Regions from separate parts of the Mus musculus genome. Here region 2 is linked to region 1. The links are chromatin loops, found by intact Hi-C in ENCODE. Cell type or tissue: heart. All regions are shown on one strand. Links, peaks and the distances in the headings refer to the core of each region. The heading gives the core; the rest is flanking DNA. Region 1 holds the start of Tert (telomerase reverse transcriptase). Region 2 has its middle 9.0 kb from the start of Slc6a3.

The links. Hi-C counts contacts between places; a loop is a spot of excess contacts. Peaks named below come from ENCODE experiments on the same cell type or tissue, not always from the same donor. Only the 100,000 strongest peaks of a DNase experiment are listed, where the experiment ranks them.
Region 2: a loop joins it to region 1, with 2.9 times the contacts of the local background. A loop is called at or near these places in 27 of 42 quality-filtered maps.

The regions. Positions count from the first base shown.
Region 1 is chr13:73,621,860-73,631,148 of GRCm38, forward strand. It overlaps Tert (telomerase reverse transcriptase), which reads left to right and starts at 5,052. Exons shown (of 16, transcript NM_009354.2): 1 at 5,052-5,389; 2 at 5,492-6,815. The coding sequence starts at 5,171. RefSeq lists a promoter at 685-5,141 and enhancers at 4,811-4,830, 4,971-4,991. In heart, for the core only: a CTCF peak has its summit at 4,895; no DNase peak of the experiment used is centred there; H3K4me3 peaks cover 1,372 bases; H3K27ac peaks cover 1,070 bases; H3K27me3 peaks cover 1,131 bases.
Region 2 is chr13:73,523,127-73,532,415 of GRCm38, forward strand. No RefSeq gene overlaps it. Among named protein-coding and RNA genes, the nearest start is that of Slc6a3, 9.0 kb to the right of the region's middle. In heart, for the core only: no CTCF peak of the experiment used is centred there; no DNase peak of the experiment used is centred there; H3K27me3 peaks cover 1,828 bases.

The sequences.
Region 1 (9,289 bases), core at 2,753-7,752:
CTTAGAACTAGTGTAAGATGGTCTCCATAGATTAACTCTGAGGAGGGACAGGTCTGGGCATGGGGGCTCTAGGAAACATTCTTACCTTTTCAGTTTCTCAAGCTGTAACTTCTATTTCATGGCATATAGCCCATTGGCCCAACCTCATCCTTTCCTCTTGTTCTTCTACTCCCTTTGATAAGAATCTTGTGATATTGTCTCACCCCACCCCACCCCCATAGGCATGCACAAGCCAAACTGACCCTTGAAGCCAGATTCAAAAGTTCCCATTTGGACTGTGGTGAGATGAGGAGTTTGTCCACATATCTTTCATTCATGGACTGAGGAGCAACAACAGACTGCTAATGAGTGCCCAGCTCTGTAGTACAACTTTTCTAAAAGCAATGTGTTGACATTTTCATAGAATAAGGACATGGTAAAGAGATCTAGTTCAGACTTCACTGTGACTGACCACATTTTTGTGCCAACCTTGATTTGGATGGTCCCTGAAATGCTGGTCTTACTTTTCTGTTTTTCACATAAGCGTTTGTTTGTAGTGCTATTATTGTTGGATACGGCACACACCTGTCTTACTGACACTCAGGGAGTTGAGGCAGGATCACTTGGGCTCAGGAGTTCTAGGCTAGCCTATGAAACATAGATGCTCATCTGAAAAACAGAAACCAAACAGCAGCCAGTGGAGCCAAGCTTCCAGCAAACCAGTTAGAGCTGAGTTGATGCTCTGAAGAAGAGAAAATGTAGAGACGGTACTGAACAAATAATGTCTGGGCAAACCTCAGACATGAAAATGGAAGACGTGGAAATCCAGAGAACTCTGAGGGAAAATAAAACACAACTCCAGGTCATCACGGGACTCATCAAACTGCTGAGGTGCAGCCACAGAGAAAAATCTTAAAATAGCCTAGAACGATGCATGACACATAAAGCACAGAGAAGACGAAGCTGAGTCTGTCTTGTAGGAACAACTTGAGAAGACCTAAACCACTGCAATGAGTGCATTCTGCTAACTTAGAATTTGCTACCCAGTTCAGATCCAAAAAGGGTTTCACAAAGTTCAACACAAAACAGTAGCAGGAGTGGCTAAGGGGGACACACTGATAGGAATTCAGAGAAGTAGGGAATGCTCATATGGGGACATTACAAAATGTACTTTCATGTTGCTTAAATCATTTTAATTGTCAACCACATCAAGCTAAATAATGCTTTGAGGTTCATAACATTTGGAGATTATGTCTACACTAGCAGAGAAGGCACCAATAACATCCCAATTGCTAGATTCTCATAGAATCATGAGTCACAATGGCAGAGACAGGTTCTGAGAGTGTGTCCTTGTTGTAAACAGTATGCTCTACAAACTAAGTTGGCTGCAATATCACTAGGCAGTGTTGTCCCATAAGACAACTATCACATATGTGGTCCAGTGATGACCAAAGCATCTTTTAGCATTTTGCAAATGAAGCTCAAATCGAATATGACTAAGCTCATGCAGTACAAATCAAAGGTACACTGGGATAGTTTAAAAGATACATACTTGTACTGGTTAGTTTTGTGTCAGCTTGACACAGCTGGAGTTATCACAGAGAAAAGAGCTTCAGTTGAGGAAATTCCTCCATGAGATCCAGCTATAGGGCATTTTCTCAATTAGTGATCAAGGGGGGAAGGCCCCTTGTGGGTGGGACCATCTCTGGGCTGGTAGTCTTGGTTCTATAAGAGAGCAGGCTGAGCAAGCCAGGAGAAGCAAGCCAGTAAAGAACATCCCTCCATGGCTTCTGCATCAGCTCCTGCTCCCTGACCTGCTTGAGTTCCAGTTCTAACTTCTTTCAGTGATGAACAGCAATGTGGAAATGAAAGCTGAATAAACCCTTTCCTCCCCATTTTGCTTCTTGGTCATGATGTTTGTGCAGGAATAGAAACCCTGACTAAGACAATACTATAAACCCTAAAAGTTGTAAACCAAACACATGTGTTTCCATTAAGCCATCGTAGAACAATAAGTACTCAACCCCAAGTCACATAACTATAATCCCAGCCTTTGAAAACCGGGATCAGGAATTCAAGGCTAGCCTCATCTATATGTAAGATTAAAGCCTGTTTGGGCTGCATGAGACTTTGTTTCAAAAAAAAAAAAAAAAAAGCAAACAGGCAAAAACAAACACAAGACAAGACAGATGTAAAATGAAGGAGGGGTAGATGGGTCAAGTAGAAAATAGCATAGGAAACGAGTCAAGTATAGAAGAGGTGGTAGTAACCAGATCATGCAGAAGGACTCAAGGCCATCTCCTCACAGTGGCTTAGGTAGGCCTTCCTCTGCTCTTGAGCAGGGGCAGAGTTGCCGCTTTAAGGAGGGGATCAGTCACCTTTAAGAACTGAAAAGCTGAACAGTCTTCTCAAGTCAGAAGCCAGTGGCTTCATCTTACACCTCTCTTCCTTCCCTTGCTACTCATATTGGATCTGATGATTTGCCCAACTTGGAAGAAACATCTCTTCTGAAGGGTTTCACAGACACCCCATCTTTCCGAGAAAGGACCGCATAGGCTGGCCATCCCTGTGCTTACAAAAGGAATAATTAAGAAACTTAATTCCATAAGCAAATACAACCTTTCCAAGCCCCAAGTGGATGATTTTATCTTACTGTTTTTTTATATCTCATCAAATAACTTCCAAGGGCTCAAAAATCCAAAGATGTAAAAAAGGAACTGAGCTCTGTTTGCCAAGCCATGAGGATTAAATAATGACATTCAAAGAGATTTTTGTGCCCTAAGTACTTTTTATTGGTTTTCATAGATGGTTTAATGTGCAAGATGAAGCAAACAGAGATGGGAGTGGTATCAGCATGGATTAAGGTGGCAGTTGTGAGGGAGGGGTACTGAGAGAACAGGACAAGGTAACCTATCTAAGGAGAGGCCAAGTTGGCAAGTGCCAGGGACTTCTAAGCCCAGAACTAGTACACATTCCTTAGGTGCTGTTTGGGAAGTCAGGGAGTCACCAGCCTTGGGATCTATAAAAGTGCATGGTGGCATTCACTCACATACTTCCTGAGCTGTTCGATGTTGATGAAGTCGTGGGTATGAGACTGTTGTGTCAGTGACAAACTATGTAAATGAGAATGATTGTTTCCATCTTGACCACTAAGACGTAAACCGGTTCCAGTGATCTCCAAACATGGCAAGCTACAGCAGAGCAGCAGCCCCATCCAGAGCCTTGCCCTGGTTCTGAATGGGGGAGAATCCAGTGGGAGTCGGTTGCTGCCAGCATGTTGGGGTAGAAGGCTGGAGCATGACAGGTCCCCGAGGATTTCCTGCTTCCTATATGGGTAGGGATACTTGAGGTCCTCTCTTCTACCTCCTTCCCTGCAGGGTTTATAACCTCTACCACTGTCTGTCTCTGGGATAGCTCCTAGGGTGCAGCCCCTCCCCAAAAAGGCCTCTCCCTGGCCTCATGTCTCTAAGAACAGCTTTCTAAAGCAGGCCTGTTACACAAAGGCTCCCTTTTCCTGGCTTCATCGTTGCTGGTAGACAACTTCCACTCGTTTTCCACTTCAGTTTCTTCTACTCTGTTGTTATTTGATTCTGATGCTTGAACCCAGGGTTGTGTAGTCAGCAAGTGCTACCCCCTCCCTCCTCTTCTTTGTTTTTTTGAGGCAGGGTCTCATTTTGCCCAAGTGGACCTAAATTTCAGCATGTAGCTGGCCTGGTTTTGAATGCCTTCTCATCCTGCCTCTACTTCCCAAGAGTAGCTTACAAGTGTGCACCACCATGCCCCGCGATATTCTTATTTTTGAGACTGTTTTCTATGCTGGTTTCTTTGGGGAACTACACTAAGGTAGCTTACAAGTGTGCACCACCATGCCCCGCGATATTCTTATTTTTGAGACTGTTTTCTATGCTGGTTTCTTTGGGGAACTACACTAAGGTAGCTTCATTGTTGGCATAAATTTCTCAGTTCAGGCCCATATCTCCTAAGTAGCAGAACTAAGCAAATCTCAAACAAACCCCTCAAAAAGACTGATGTCCACTAAACGGACTTCTAAAATAGCTCCTGTAATCCTGAGCATTTACAAGGCGGCAGACCTCCTATAAGGGAGTAAATATGAAAACGCGCCTGTTCAAATGCTAGGTCGGTGGATAGAAGCAATTTCCTCAGAAAGCTGAAGGCACCAAAGGTTATATTTGTTAGCATTTCAGTGTTTGCCAAACTCAGCTACAGTAGAGATCACAGATTCCCTATTTCCCAGAGATTCAAAATTCAGCAGCCCCTCTCTAACTATGGCTCAGAGTCGTGTCATTACATATGCCCCAACAACAACCCCCACCCCTATCCTACCCCCGCCTCACACGTGCAAGTACTATCACAGTTGCCAACCTAGCAGAGCTGCCATCCTAAGGTCGAGGTCGCCGCTTTGGCTGTGTGCACAGGCAAGCGCCCTCACCCAATGGCCCTGGCCTTGCTATGGGTGCGTGAGTTGAGATGATGCTCTGGACTCTGAGGTGAAGGCCACTGGAACAGTGAAAAAAGCTAACGCAGGGCTTTTACCTAGTCCCCTTCCTTTGGTGGTGGGTGTTTACGGAACATATTTGGGATCTGAGTGTATGGTCGCACCACAATAAAGCCTTAACCTATATAGTAGAATTTCAGCTGTAATCATTAAGAACTGAGATTGCCACCACCCACCTCACTGTCTGTGTCAACCACAGCAGGCTGGAGCAGTCAGCTCAGGAACAGGCAAAACCTTAGGTCCCTCCGCCTACCTAACCTTCAATACATCAAGGATAGGCTTCTTTGCTTGCCCAAACCTCGCCCCAGTCTAGACCACCTGGGGATTCCCAGCTCAGGGCGAAAAGGAAGCCCGAGAAGCATTCTGTAGAGGGAAATCCTGCATGAGTGCGCCCCCTTTCGTTACTCCAACACATCCAGCAACCACTGAACTTGGCCGGGGAACACACCTGGTCCTCATGCACCAGCATTGTGACCATCAACGGAAAAGTACTATTGCTGCGACCCCGCCCCTTCCGCTACAACGCTTGGTCCGCCTGAATCCCGCCCCTTCCTCCGTTCCCAGCCTCATCTTTTTCGTCGTGGACTCTCAGTGGCCTGGGTCCTGGCTGTTTTCTAAGCACACCCTTGCATCTTGGTTCCCGCACGTGGGAGGCCCATCCCGGCCTTGAGCACAATGACCCGCGCTCCTCGTTGCCCCGCGGTGCGCTCTCTGCTGCGCAGCCGATACCGGGAGGTGTGGCCGCTGGCAACCTTTGTGCGGCGCCTGGGGCCCGAGGGCAGGCGGCTTGTGCAACCCGGGGACCCGAAGATCTACCGCACTTTGGTTGCCCAATGCCTAGTGTGCATGCACTGGGGCTCACAGCCTCCACCTGCCGACCTTTCCTTCCACCAGGTGGGCCTCCAGGCGGGATCCCCATGGGTCAGGGGCGGAAAGCCGGGAGGACGTGGGATAGTGCGTCTAGCTCATGTGTCAAGACCCTCTTCTCCTTACCAGGTGTCATCCCTGAAAGAGCTGGTGGCCAGGGTTGTGCAGAGACTCTGCGAGCGCAACGAGAGAAACGTGCTGGCTTTTGGCTTTGAGCTGCTTAACGAGGCCAGAGGCGGGCCTCCCATGGCCTTCACTAGTAGCGTGCGTAGCTACTTGCCCAACACTGTTATTGAGACCCTGCGTGTCAGTGGTGCATGGATGCTACTGTTGAGCCGAGTGGGCGACGACCTGCTGGTCTACCTGCTGGCACACTGTGCTCTTTATCTTCTGGTGCCCCCCAGCTGTGCCTACCAGGTGTGTGGGTCTCCCCTGTACCAAATTTGTGCCACCACGGATATCTGGCCCTCTGTGTCCGCTAGTTACAGGCCCACCCGACCCGTGGGCAGGAATTTCACTAACCTTAGGTTCTTACAACAGATCAAGAGCAGTAGTCGCCAGGAAGCACCGAAACCCCTGGCCTTGCCATCTCGAGGTACAAAGAGGCATCTGAGTCTCACCAGTACAAGTGTGCCTTCAGCTAAGAAGGCCAGATGCTATCCTGTCCCGAGAGTGGAGGAGGGACCCCACAGGCAGGTGCTACCAACCCCATCAGGCAAATCATGGGTGCCAAGTCCTGCTCGGTCCCCCGAGGTGCCTACTGCAGAGAAAGATTTGTCTTCTAAAGGAAAGGTGTCTGACCTGAGTCTCTCTGGGTCGGTGTGCTGTAAACACAAGCCCAGCTCCACATCTCTGCTGTCACCACCCCGCCAAAATGCCTTTCAGCTCAGGCCATTTATTGAGACCAGACATTTCCTTTACTCCAGGGGAGATGGCCAAGAGCGTCTAAACCCCTCATTCCTACTCAGCAACCTCCAGCCTAACTTGACTGGGGCCAGGAGACTGGTGGAGATCATCTTTCTGGGCTCAAGGCCTAGGACATCAGGACCACTCTGCAGGACACACCGTCTATCGCGTCGATACTGGCAGATGCGGCCCCTGTTCCAACAGCTGCTGGTGAACCATGCAGAGTGCCAATATGTCAGACTCCTCAGGTCACATTGCAGGTTTCGAACAGCAAACCAACAGGTGACAGATGCCTTGAACACCAGCCCACCGCACCTCATGGATTTGCTCCGCCTGCACAGCAGTCCCTGGCAGGTATATGGTTTTCTTCGGGCCTGTCTCTGCAAGGTGGTGTCTGCTAGTCTCTGGGGTACCAGGCACAATGAGCGCCGCTTCTTTAAGAACTTAAAGAAGTTCATCTCGTTGGGGAAATACGGCAAGCTATCACTGCAGGAACTGATGTGGAAGATGAAAGTAGAGGATTGCCACTGGCTCCGCAGCAGCCCGGGTGAGCATGGCTGGTCTCCAGCTGAATGCATTAGGGGCCCAGAAAAGGGAGACAATGGGTGGCAGTAACCCAGGTCCCCAGTGGTGTGGTGGCTTTATGCAGTCCGTGGTTGGATGAGTTCCATCTTATGGTCTCTGACTCCAAGCTCCCTCCAGCTCGCCTTGCACAAACTAAGATTCTTGTCCAAGCCCTGGGCAGGTTCTCAGGGCTGGGGACATTGTGGTGAACAGATAAGCAGACGGGGAGCATGGTGGATAGGAGTTCTGGCACAGTGCACCAGAGAGAGTCTGGAAGCGCTAGTGAGAGCTAATGTAAGGGCCCGTGGTTCGCCAAAGAATGATAACCCCGGACTCAAATAGTATGCCAAAGCAAGGAGCATTTCATTCTGCAGAAATCAAGCATGCAGGTGGGGGGGGGGGGTTGCTCTCATTCCAAGATGGAGAGACAACCAAGTATAGATTTTAAGGGGATCGGGGGCCTTTATCTTACTCCATCTCTAGGGGCATTCCATTACTGGGGCATGGGGTTGGAGGTTGGAAACTGTTAATGGGGAGGTCTGGAAACTTGCTGCCCCATTGTCCTTGCTTCAGGCTAGGTAGCTGAGTAGCTTCTAATGGCAGGATAGTTTCTGACTAGCTGTCTAAAGTCTGGGGTGTTTGTTTTTTTGTTTTTTCTAGTAACTTACTTGCCTGAACTTGCTCAGTTTTTAGGCCTGGTCTCCTGGACTGCCAATTTGAAGCCTATTAAGGAGTCAGCCTGTCTCACTACTCCAGGTTATCTATAATCCCCCTGTAGAACGGTACCTCACTGATAACAATGACAGACCAACATAGGAACCCACTATCCTTGTGGTGCATGAGTTTCAAAGGTTCTTCTGGTCCTCCCAGTGTGCAGATCCATGCTTAAGCTATGGTCCTCCCAGTGTGCAGATCCGTGCTTAAGCTATGGTCTTGCAGCTGCTCGATCTACAAAGGGTAGGGTGAACGAAGGAAAGATAAATGAAAAAAAAAAAACTGTTTCCTACAGTGAAGATCGCTGCCCCATCTTAGCTATGAGAAGGGACTGGGGAGTGGAGCCTGGTGCATAAAAGAGGATTGTGTTACTTGGAAGGCTGCAGAGCCTGGACTCCTGTGCCCTCCTTGCCTGGTTTTCTGGGTTTAATGTTGAGGTTGGCCCTCTGTAGTCACTACCTGACCCCTTCCCTTTCAGCCAACCCTCCGGTTACACCCTGTGCATGTATGGAAGGGGCCAAACGCCCTATCCTGCTCTCCCTTCCCCAAAATTCTTAGGATATTAACAACTTATGGGGAAAAGATGGTAGAGCTATGTTTACCCACCATGTACTTGGGAAGCTCCGAAGTAAGCTTTTAAAAGTACATGTCTGGCAGAGTATTGTGGCAGACACCTAACCCTCCCAGCACTCGGAAGCAGAGGCAGGTGGATCACTGAGTTCAAGGACACCTGGCCTACCAAGTCCAGGCCAGCCAGGGGTCTGCTAAATAGAGAAACCCTGTCTCGAAAACAAACAAGCAAAAAACATACCTGCCCTGGGGGTGATAGGGTACACCTTTAATCCAAGCACTCAGGTGGCAGAGGCAGGCGGATCTCTAGAGTTTGGGGCTAGCCTAGTCTACAGAGTGAATTCTAAGGCAACAATGGCTACACTCCGAAACCTTATCCTAAAACAAACCTTATCCTAAAACAAACAGAACATTCCTGACTCTCCAGCTGCAGCACAGAGCCTGTGTGGCCAATGCAAGTCTTCCCACCTGCTGAGTGCTGACATCTCATTCCTTCAAGTCTCTCTGTCTCCCTTACCCACAGCTGTCAGTATCAGTTGCCCAGGGTTACGGAGATAGCCCTAGAGGAAAGGAGATACTGCAGCCCCTCAGCATCCTGTCTCCTCAGGTAGCAGCTCTCCTTATTCTGGACACAGGCTCCTTCCTGCTTAGACTGGACTTTGCCTGTCCTTGCAGTTTACATCCAGTTTTATGATTGCCTTTCCAGACTTGTTGGAACATGTCTCTTTTCTGCTCCAAGAACCCCTTTGACCTTCAGTTTGTCTGTAAAAACTTAAGCATGCTCTCTGTTAGAGTTTTCCTTGGAATTTTATTCCTGTCTCTTCAGGTTCATTCTGGCTCACCACCACCACCACCCCCCCCCCAACATTATACATCATAGGTATTTGGCTACACGTTTCCTTCTGGATACTGCCTTAGCTACACCGAGTGCTTCTGTACGTGGCCATTTTGATATCAGTGATTTTTTTTGATTTTTGTTTTGGAGACATCGATATATTCCAAATGTGTGAAATATTTTGAATTTTCCTTGGAAATTGATCCTCAATTCTGTGTAGAAGTCTGCATAATACCAGTTATTCAAAGGTGCTGCAAACTTGTACCTCTGCACAGGCAGTTTTTCTAAATGTTCACTGTATTTCTGAATCCTGAGATTTTTTTTTGTGTCCACTATGT
Region 2 (9,289 bases), core at 2,413-7,412, 99 kb before region 1:
AGAATGAATTAGGTAGTGCTCCTTCTGTTTCTATCTTTGTGGAATAGTTTGAGGAGTATTGGCATTTGCTCTTCTTTGAAGGTCTGAAAGAATTCTGCACTAAAACCATCTCAGCCTTGAGCTTCTTTTGGTTGGGAGTCTTTTAATGACTGCTTCTATTTCTTTAGGGATATGGGATTAGAACTTCAGACCAATTTCATGTTTATAAACATTGATGCAAAAATACTCAATAAAATTCTTGCCACCCCAATCCAACAACACATCAGAAACCTCATTCATCACGGTAACATAGGCTTCATCCCAGGGACAAGGGATGGTTTGATATACAAAAACCCATCAACGTAATCCACTATACTAACAGATTGAAAGACAAAAATCACACGATCATCTCATTAGATGCTGAAGAAATCTTTGACAAAATCTAACACCCTTTCATGTTAAAAGTCTTGGAGAGATCAGAGATACAAAACACATACCTAAACATAATAAAAGCAATATACAGCAAGCTAATAGACAGCATCAAATTAAATGGAAAGAAACTTAAAACAATTCCATTAAAATCAGGGACAAGAAAAGGCTGGCCACAGTCCCCCTCTTTATTCAATATAGTTCTCGAAGAGCAAAAAGACAAAAAAAAAAAAAAAAAAAGGAAATCAAGGGACTACAAATTGGAAAGGAAGAAGTCAAGGTATCATTAACAATAGGTGGTATCATAGTGTGTGTGAGTGATCCACAAAATTCTATCAGAGAACTCCCTTTTTAAAAAAATGATTTATTTATTTTATGTATATGAGTACTGTAGCTGTACAGATGGTTGTGAGCCTTCATGTGGTTGTTGGGAATTGAATTTTAGGACCTCTGCTTGCTCTGGTCAACCCAGCTTGCTCCAGTCAGCACCACTCTCTCAGTCCCTGCCCAAAAGATTTATTATTATACATAAGTACACTGTATCTGTCTTCAGATACGCCAGAAGAGGGCGTCAGATCTCATTATGGGTGGTTGTGAGCCATGTGGTTGCTGGGATTTGAACTCAGGACCTTTGGAAGAGCAATCAGTCCTCTTAACCGCTGAGCCATCTCACCAGCCCATACCAGAGAACTCCTATAACTGATAAACAACTTCAGCAAAGTGGCTGAATATAAAATTAACTCAAAGAAATTACTAGAGCCCCCCTTTATAGAAATGATAAACAAGCAGAGAAGAACTTAGGGGAAAAACACTCTTCACAATAGCCACAAATAACATAAAATATCTAGGTGTAACTCTGAGCAAACAAGTAAAAGATCTGTATGACAAGAATTTCAAGATCCTGAAGAAAGAAATTGAAAGAGATATCAGAAGATGTAAAGATCCTATGTTCATGGTTGATAGGATTAACATAGTAAAAAAAAAAAGCCATTTTACCAAAAGCAATCTACAGATTTAATGCAATTCCCATCAAAATTCCAGCACAATTCCTTATAGACCTTGAAAGGGCAGTTCTCAACTTCATGTGGAAAAGCAAAAGGCCCAGGATAGCTAAAATAATCCTGAACAGTAAAAGAACTTCTGAGGAAATCACCATCCCAGACTTCAAGCTGTACTACAGAGCAATAGTGATATAAAAAACCCTGCATAGTATTGGTACAGAAACAGACAAGTTGATCAATGGAATAGAATTGAAATCCAGAAATAACCCCACACATCTTGATACTTGATTTTTGACAAAGAAGCCAAAACCACATAGTGGAAAAAAGAAAGCACCTTCAACAAACAGTGCTGGTCTAACTGGATATCTGCATGTAAAAGAATGCAAATAAATCCATATGTATCACCCTGCACAAGACTCAAGTCCAAGTGGATCAAGGACTTCAACATAAAACTGGATACGCTAAACCTAATAGAAGAGAAAGTGGGAAATAGCCTCGAACACATTAGCACAGAAGGCAACTTACTGAACATCAATAGCTCAGACACTAGAATCAATAATTAATAAATGAGACATCATGAAACTGAAAAGCTTCTATAAGGAAAAGGACACTACCAACAGGACAAAATGGCAGCCAATAGATTGGGAAAGGATCTTCACTAACCCTACATCTGAGAGAGGGCTGATATCCAAAATACATAAAGGACTCAAGAAGTTAAATTCTAACAAACGAAATAACCCAATAAAAAATGGTGCACAGAACTAAAGAGAGAATTCTCAACAGAAGAATCTTGAATGGCTGAGAAGCACGTAAAAAAAAATGTTCAACATCCTTAGTCATCAGGGAAATACAACTCCAGAACTGTCCTGAGATTCTACCTTACACCAGTCAGAATGGTTAAGATCAAAAACTCAAGTGACTGGACGTGCTGGCAAGGATGTGCAGCAAGTGGAGCACTCCTCTATTGCTGGTAGGAACGCAAACTCGTACAGCCACTCTAGAAATCAATCTAGTGGTTTCTTCAGAAATTAGAAATAGTTCTACCTGAAGAGCCAGATATACTAGTCCTGGGCATATACCCAAAAGATGCTCCACCATACCCCAAGGGCACATGCTCAGCAGCTTCATTCATAATAGTCAGAAACGGGAAACAACCCAGATGTCCCTCAACCGAAGAATAGATACAGAAAATGTGGTTCATTTACACCATGGAATACTACACAGCTATTAAAAACAAGGGCATCATGAATTTTTGCAGGCAAATGAATGGAACTAGAAAATATCGTGAGTGAGGGAAACCAGACCCAAAAGGACATACACGCTATGTACTCACTTACAAGTGGATATTAGCCATAAAGGACAGGATACCTGTGATACACCCGACAGACCCAAAATAAGAAGGAAGCCCCAAGCAAGGATATTTGAATCACACTTAGAAGGGGGAACAAAGCGGTCATAGGAAGCATAGGGAGGGAAGTAACTGGGTGGAAGAGAGGAGGGCAATGGGGAGGCAGGATTAGGTGTGGGGAGAGACAGGAGAGAGACCTTGATGATCAGGAGACTAAGTGGAAAGCTGCACCTACCAGGGGGAGAGGATCTCTAGGAAGTCCCAGAGACCTGGGATAGGGGAGGTTCCCAAGAGTCAATGTGGGTAGCCAGCAGCCAAGGTGTCTAACAGTAGGGACATGGAACCTGAAGAGGCCACCTCCTGTAGCCAGGCAGGACCCCCAGTGGAAGGACAGGGACAGCAACCTATCCACTAAACTTTCAACCCCAAATTTGTCCCATCTAAAAGAAATGCAGGGTGGAGCAGAGACAGAAAGAAATGGCCAAATTCAAAACCCATCCCATGGGCAAACATCAACCCCTGACATTATTAATGACACTTGGTTATGCTTGCAGACAGGAGCCTAGCATAACTGTCCTCCGAGAGGCTCTACCTCCCAGTGGACAGAAACAGAAGCAGATAACCACAGCCAAACAGACAGAGGTTGGGTACACTTATGGAAGAGATGGGGGAAGGTTGAAGACCCATAAATAGATGAGAACTCCACAGGAAGACAGAGTCAACAAACCTGGACCCCTAGGAGCTCTCAGAATCTGAGCCACCAACCAAAGAACATACATGGGTCTGAATGAGGCTCTCTGGCACATATGTAGCAGACAGGCAGCTCAGTCTTCATGGCTGTCCTGTCTGGCCTCAATGAGAGAGGATGTGCCTAATCTGACAGAAACTTGATGTGCCAGGGTTGGGGGATAGTCAGGGGCATCCCACCCTCTCAGAGGAGAAGGGCAGGGGGAATGAGGGGGAGGGACTCAGTGAGGGAGGGACCAGGAAGGGGAGCACCATTTGGGATGTAAACAATTAATTAATTAATTAATTAATTAATTAATTAAAAATAAAAATAAATGTCATATCAAAAAAATGAAATAAAGAAAAGAAAAGCAAAACAAAAACAACAAACAATGAACAAAACAGGATCATCCTATCTGTGAGAAATTCACACCGCTGAACTTACATGCCAGCAAGTTCCCAGAGAAGAAGGGAGCAAAAAAGTTGTCCAGGGAGTCATTATTCTAGTATGATGCACACTCTAAACTGTCTAATGAGAAGACAGTAAGAACATAAAGGTAGCTCCCTACTGGCTACAGCAATGCTCACAATTAACACCAAAGGGACAATAACAGAAAATTCAGCCAGAAGAAGGCACCCTTCCAAGGTGCAAACAAGAGCTAGAAATCAAGAGACATCTGCAAAGCATGGAATGGAGAGAAACTGCTGGTTGGTCAAGCTCTGCCCTGCAAAACCAGCTTACAACACAGAGAAATAGGCTTCCAGACCCAGGAAGCTAAGCAGACAACTCATCCCCGCAGTCTCCCAACCTGGAAGCAAGTCCTTCAAGCACAAGATAGGTGAGAGCATTTGGAAGTTTGGGTTCATAATGATGAAAAATAAGAAGTACTTATGGAGATAGTAGAAAACCTTGTCTGCACCATCTAAATGTCTTTTAAAGAGTGGTCATCTCTTGACAAGTTGGGCAATGTATTCTTCAGTACAGCAAAATATCTGGTGCGGATGGCACAAAAACCCAACAGGGTGCACCCTGGTCAAGTGCTTCCTTCACAAGTGCTTCCTTCACAAGAGGCTAAAGCACGGGGTCTTGGACAGCAGACACCATGATCTGGAGCGTGTGCGTGCTTACCCTAAGCAGCAGACAGAACAGCCTAACAAGGAGACAGTGGGAAAAGGCCGGGTGAAACAAAACCCACTCAGTTTGAAAAAGGACCAAGACGACACAGAAGAAAAATAGAAAGTCAAGAGCAAGCTCGTAGACATTAAGTGAAAGGAGCTCTCCCTCCTTTTAATGGTACCTTTTTAATGAACGTCTTAGCCAATCCCAGACCCACCAGCACATAGAAACTCCACTAAGGGGCAAATGTTGCTTATCTTGAAGAACAGGCTCAATCAATGTAGGCATTACTCTCTTAATCAGAGCAGAGACCCTCAGCAAGATTGGGTTTGTTGATGATCAGAAAAAAAAAAGTGAGGGGGTGTCATTAACCATCACCCAAGGTAACAGCCACTCCTTCCTGTGCCCTGCAGCCCCAGCTCTATGGAATTCTGGGCCAGTATATAGAGAGGATGCTATGCAGCTCTTGGGAGGCTGCTACCCACATTGGATTTTCTGAGAGTGCAACTACTCAGGGTGACCCACACGTTTCTAGGTAACTCCTCACCCAAGCATCTGTTAAGACACTGTGCTGATTGGTTCATCAAACTGGACTTTGGTGGAATCATTTCTTGTTCTGTGGTCAGGGCCCTATTTGGGATAAACAAGTGTTTATTTCCACTTCTCTGAGAAGAGTCACACAACACCAAGGAGTCCTAACAGGAAGGAGTGGCAGAAGAAACCTGCTTACCTCCTGGCAGCCAGGAAATGAAGAAAATGCCCCCACTGGGGTGGGCTCTGTTCCTTTATCCTAGCTTATAAGATTCTGCCATGAAGACTGAGGTAGCTTTCTCTCCTTTTAGCAATCCCTGTATAAATTCCTGCCCAGTACTCAAGATGGCAATCCATTATTGTCTTAGTCACTGTTCTATTGCTGTGAAGAGACACCATGACCAAGGCAACTGTATTTTTTAATTCTTTCTTTCATATATTACATCCTGACCAACATTTCCCTTCCTCCCAGTCTCTCTCCCCACCCACTCCTCTTGTTTCCCTTCAGAAAAGGGCAGGCCTCCCAAGGATATCAACCAAACATGACATATATGAAGTTGTAATAAGACTAGGTACCTCCCCTCATATTGAGGCTGGACAAGGCAACCCAGTAGGAGAGCAAAGATCTCAAAAGCAGGCAAAGTTGGAAATAGCCCCCACTCTCTCTGTTAGGGGTACTACAAAACCAAGAAGGTATACAACACGGTATACATGTGTAACGTGTGTGCAGAGGGGCTAGGTCAAGCCCATGCAGGATCCCTGTTGGTCAGTCTAAGTGAGCCCACATGAGTCCAGGTTTGTTGATTCTGTGGGTTTTCTTATGGTGTCCTTGATCCTTCTGGCCCCTACAATCCTTCCTCCCTTTCTTCCACAGGACTCACCGAGTTCTGCCTAATGTTTAACTGTGGGTTTTTACATCTGTTTCTATCAGTTACTGGATGGAGCCTCTCTGATGGTGACTGAGCTAGGTTCCTGTCTATAAGTATCACAGAGTAACATCCGTATTTGGTTCTATCCTATACCTCTGGGCCATCTGTCCTCTGGTTTCTGGTCCTCCAGTCAGTGTCAGGGGTGGGCTCCTTCCCATAGCATGGGTCTCAAGCTGGACCAGTCATTAGTTGGCCACTCGCACAATTTCTGTGCCATCTTTACCCGAGCATATCATGCTGGCAAGACAAATTGTACGTCAAAGATTTAGTGGCTGGGCTGGTATCCCCATCCCGCCACTGAAAGTCTTGTCTGGTTATAGAAGACAGCTGGTTCAGGTTCCATATCCTCCATTACTAGGAGTCTTGGCTAGGATCACTGTATTAGATTCCTGGGAACTGTCATTGTACTAGCTTTCTACCTCCCTCTCAAACTTAACCTCAGTTCCAGTTGCCTCTCCCAGTACTCTTTCCCTCCATCTTCCCCTAACCTGATCCATCCTGTTCCCAATCCCTACTTGCCCCCCCCCACGCCACTTCCCCATCTACTTGCCATATCTATTCTATTTTCCCTTCCCAGGGAGCTCCTTGCATCCCTCATGCCCTCCTGGCTTAGCCTCTCTGGGTATGTGGATTGTAGCAAGATTATTCCAAGACAATTCTTATAAAAGAAAACATTTAATTTGTGGCTTGTTTACAATTTCAGAGGTTACTCTATTATCACCATGGCACTGGAACATTAGCAGTGACCTACTGATCCACAGGGAAAGGGAGAGGGAGAGGGAGAGGGAGAGGGAGAGGGAGAGGGAGAGGGAGAGGGAGAGGGAGAGGGAGAGGGAGAGGAAGAGAGCATCTGGCATAGACTTTTGATGACTAATATATGAGCCTATATATCCTGCCTTAGTTAGGGTTTCTATCAATGTGAAGAGACACCATGAGATTCCAACTCTTACAAAGGAAAACATTAATTGGGGTTGGCTTACAGGTCCAGAGGTTCAGTTCCTTATCATCATGGTAGGAAGCATGGCAAGCATATAGGCAGGCATGGTGTTGGAGAAGGAGCCAAGAGTTCTACATATGGACCAGCAGGCAGCAGGAAGAGACAGACACTGGGTCTGGCTTAGCATTTAAAATCCCAAAGCCAACCCACAATGACACACCTCCTCCAAAAGACCACACCCACCCCAAGAAGACCACACTCCCAAATTACTACTCTCTATGAGCCTATGTGAGCCATTTTTCTTTCTTTCTTTTATTTTTAAAGATTTATTTATTTATTTTATGTATATGAGTACACTGTAGCTGTCTTCAGACACACCAGAAGAGGACATCAGATAACATTGCAGATGGTTGTGAGTCACCGTGTGGTTGCTGGGAATTGAACTCTAGACCTTTGGAAGAGCAGTCAGTGTTCTTAAACACTGAGCCATCCCTCCAGCCCCAAGCCATTTTTCTTCAAACCACCACATAAGCACCACCTGTTTTCTCTTTTCCTTTTTTTCCTTCCTTCCTTCCTTCCTTCCCTTTCCCAATGTTGTTCCATTAGAGAAAGTTGATTGTTCCTCCCCCATGAATATAAATGACAGTTATGTTGTTAACATTTACCCAACTGGCTGGGTTTACATTCATTCATTCATTCATTTTTTAAAAAAATAAAAAATAAAACAAAATATCAAATCAAACTCAGACAAAACACACAAACAGAAAGAAAAGAGCCCAAGAAAGGGCACAAAACCCACTCATTTGTATGCTCAGTAATCCCATAAAAACACTAAACTGGAAGCTATAATACTTATGCTGAGAACCTGGTACAACCCTGTGTATGCTGCTTCAGTCTCTGTGAGTTCATGAGAGTTTTGCTCATGTTGATTTAGAGGTCCTTGTTCCCTTGGTGTCTTTCCACCTCCTATTCTGTGGGGTTCCCTGAGCTCTGAAAGAAAGGATTTATCTTAGGGTTTCCATTGCTACAATGAAACACCATGAGCAAAAGCAAGTTGAGGGTGAAACTTACACTTCCACATTGCTGATCACCACTGAAGGAAGTCAGGACAGGAACTCAAACATGACAAGAACCTGGAGGCAGGGGCTGATGCAGAGGCCATTGAGGGATGCTACTTATAGGCTTGCTCCCATGGCTTTGTTCAGCTTGCTTTCTTATGGAACCCAGGAGCACCAGCCCAGAGATAATACCTCCCACAATGGACTGGGCACTCCCACATTGGTAACTAAAATATATTACAGCTGGAATTCACGGCATTTTCTTGACTGAGGCCCCGCTCTGATGACTCTAGAGTGTGTCAAATTGACACAAAACCAACTAGTACAACTGACCCCTTGTCAGCTTGACAAACACCTTCCTTTCTTACGCATCTCCAAGATCTCACCTTAAAAACATAAATAACGTAAAAGTCCCACCGTCTTAACAAATTCCAAACACGTTAAAATGTCAGTCCCTTTAAAATAGCCAATCTCTTTCAAAAATCCAAAGTCGTTTAAAATTCAAAATCTCTCAACTGTGGGTGCCAGTAAGATACTTTCTTACTTTAAGATGGAAAAATCATGGCATAGTCACAATCAAATAAAATCAAAACCAAATTTGAACTGTCCAATGACTGGGATCCACTAGTTATCTTCTGAACCCCTCCAAAGGGCTTGGGTCTCTTCTCCAGCTCTGCCTTCTTCTGTGTCACACACAGCCTGTCTTCTAGACTCCAACCGGCTCCACTCCATAGCTGCTTCTGTTCATACCATAGTACTGGTGTCTCCAAATCTGATCCCTTGCTGCAAGTGGGTTGCATTTTCACTAACAGCCTCTCATAGCTCTCTTCCTGGTGCTAAGCCTCAGCTGCTCTCCATGACTCCTTCAAGATTTCAAAACCAGTACCACCTGGGTAACTTACACATTACCAAGTCCAGCTGCCAGCATGAGGTATACAGCCTTGGCTATCTCTGGATCACAGCTGCTCTGTGCTCTCATAAAACACTTCCCAGAAGATTTCACCTCAGTGGAGGTGGTCTCATCTTAATCATCACTAAGTTCTTAGCTCCAGCTAACCAGCATCAATTTGTCGTCTCAGTAATGCAAAGGTTTCACTTCAGTGGTGTTGGTCTCTTGTTAACTGTGATTGGTTCTTCAGCCCCAGCTGACAAAAATAATAGAATCTTAATTCAAAATGGCAAATGGCCTTGATAGAGTCTAAACTTTCCTTTGAAACTTCACAAGCCAAGCCTC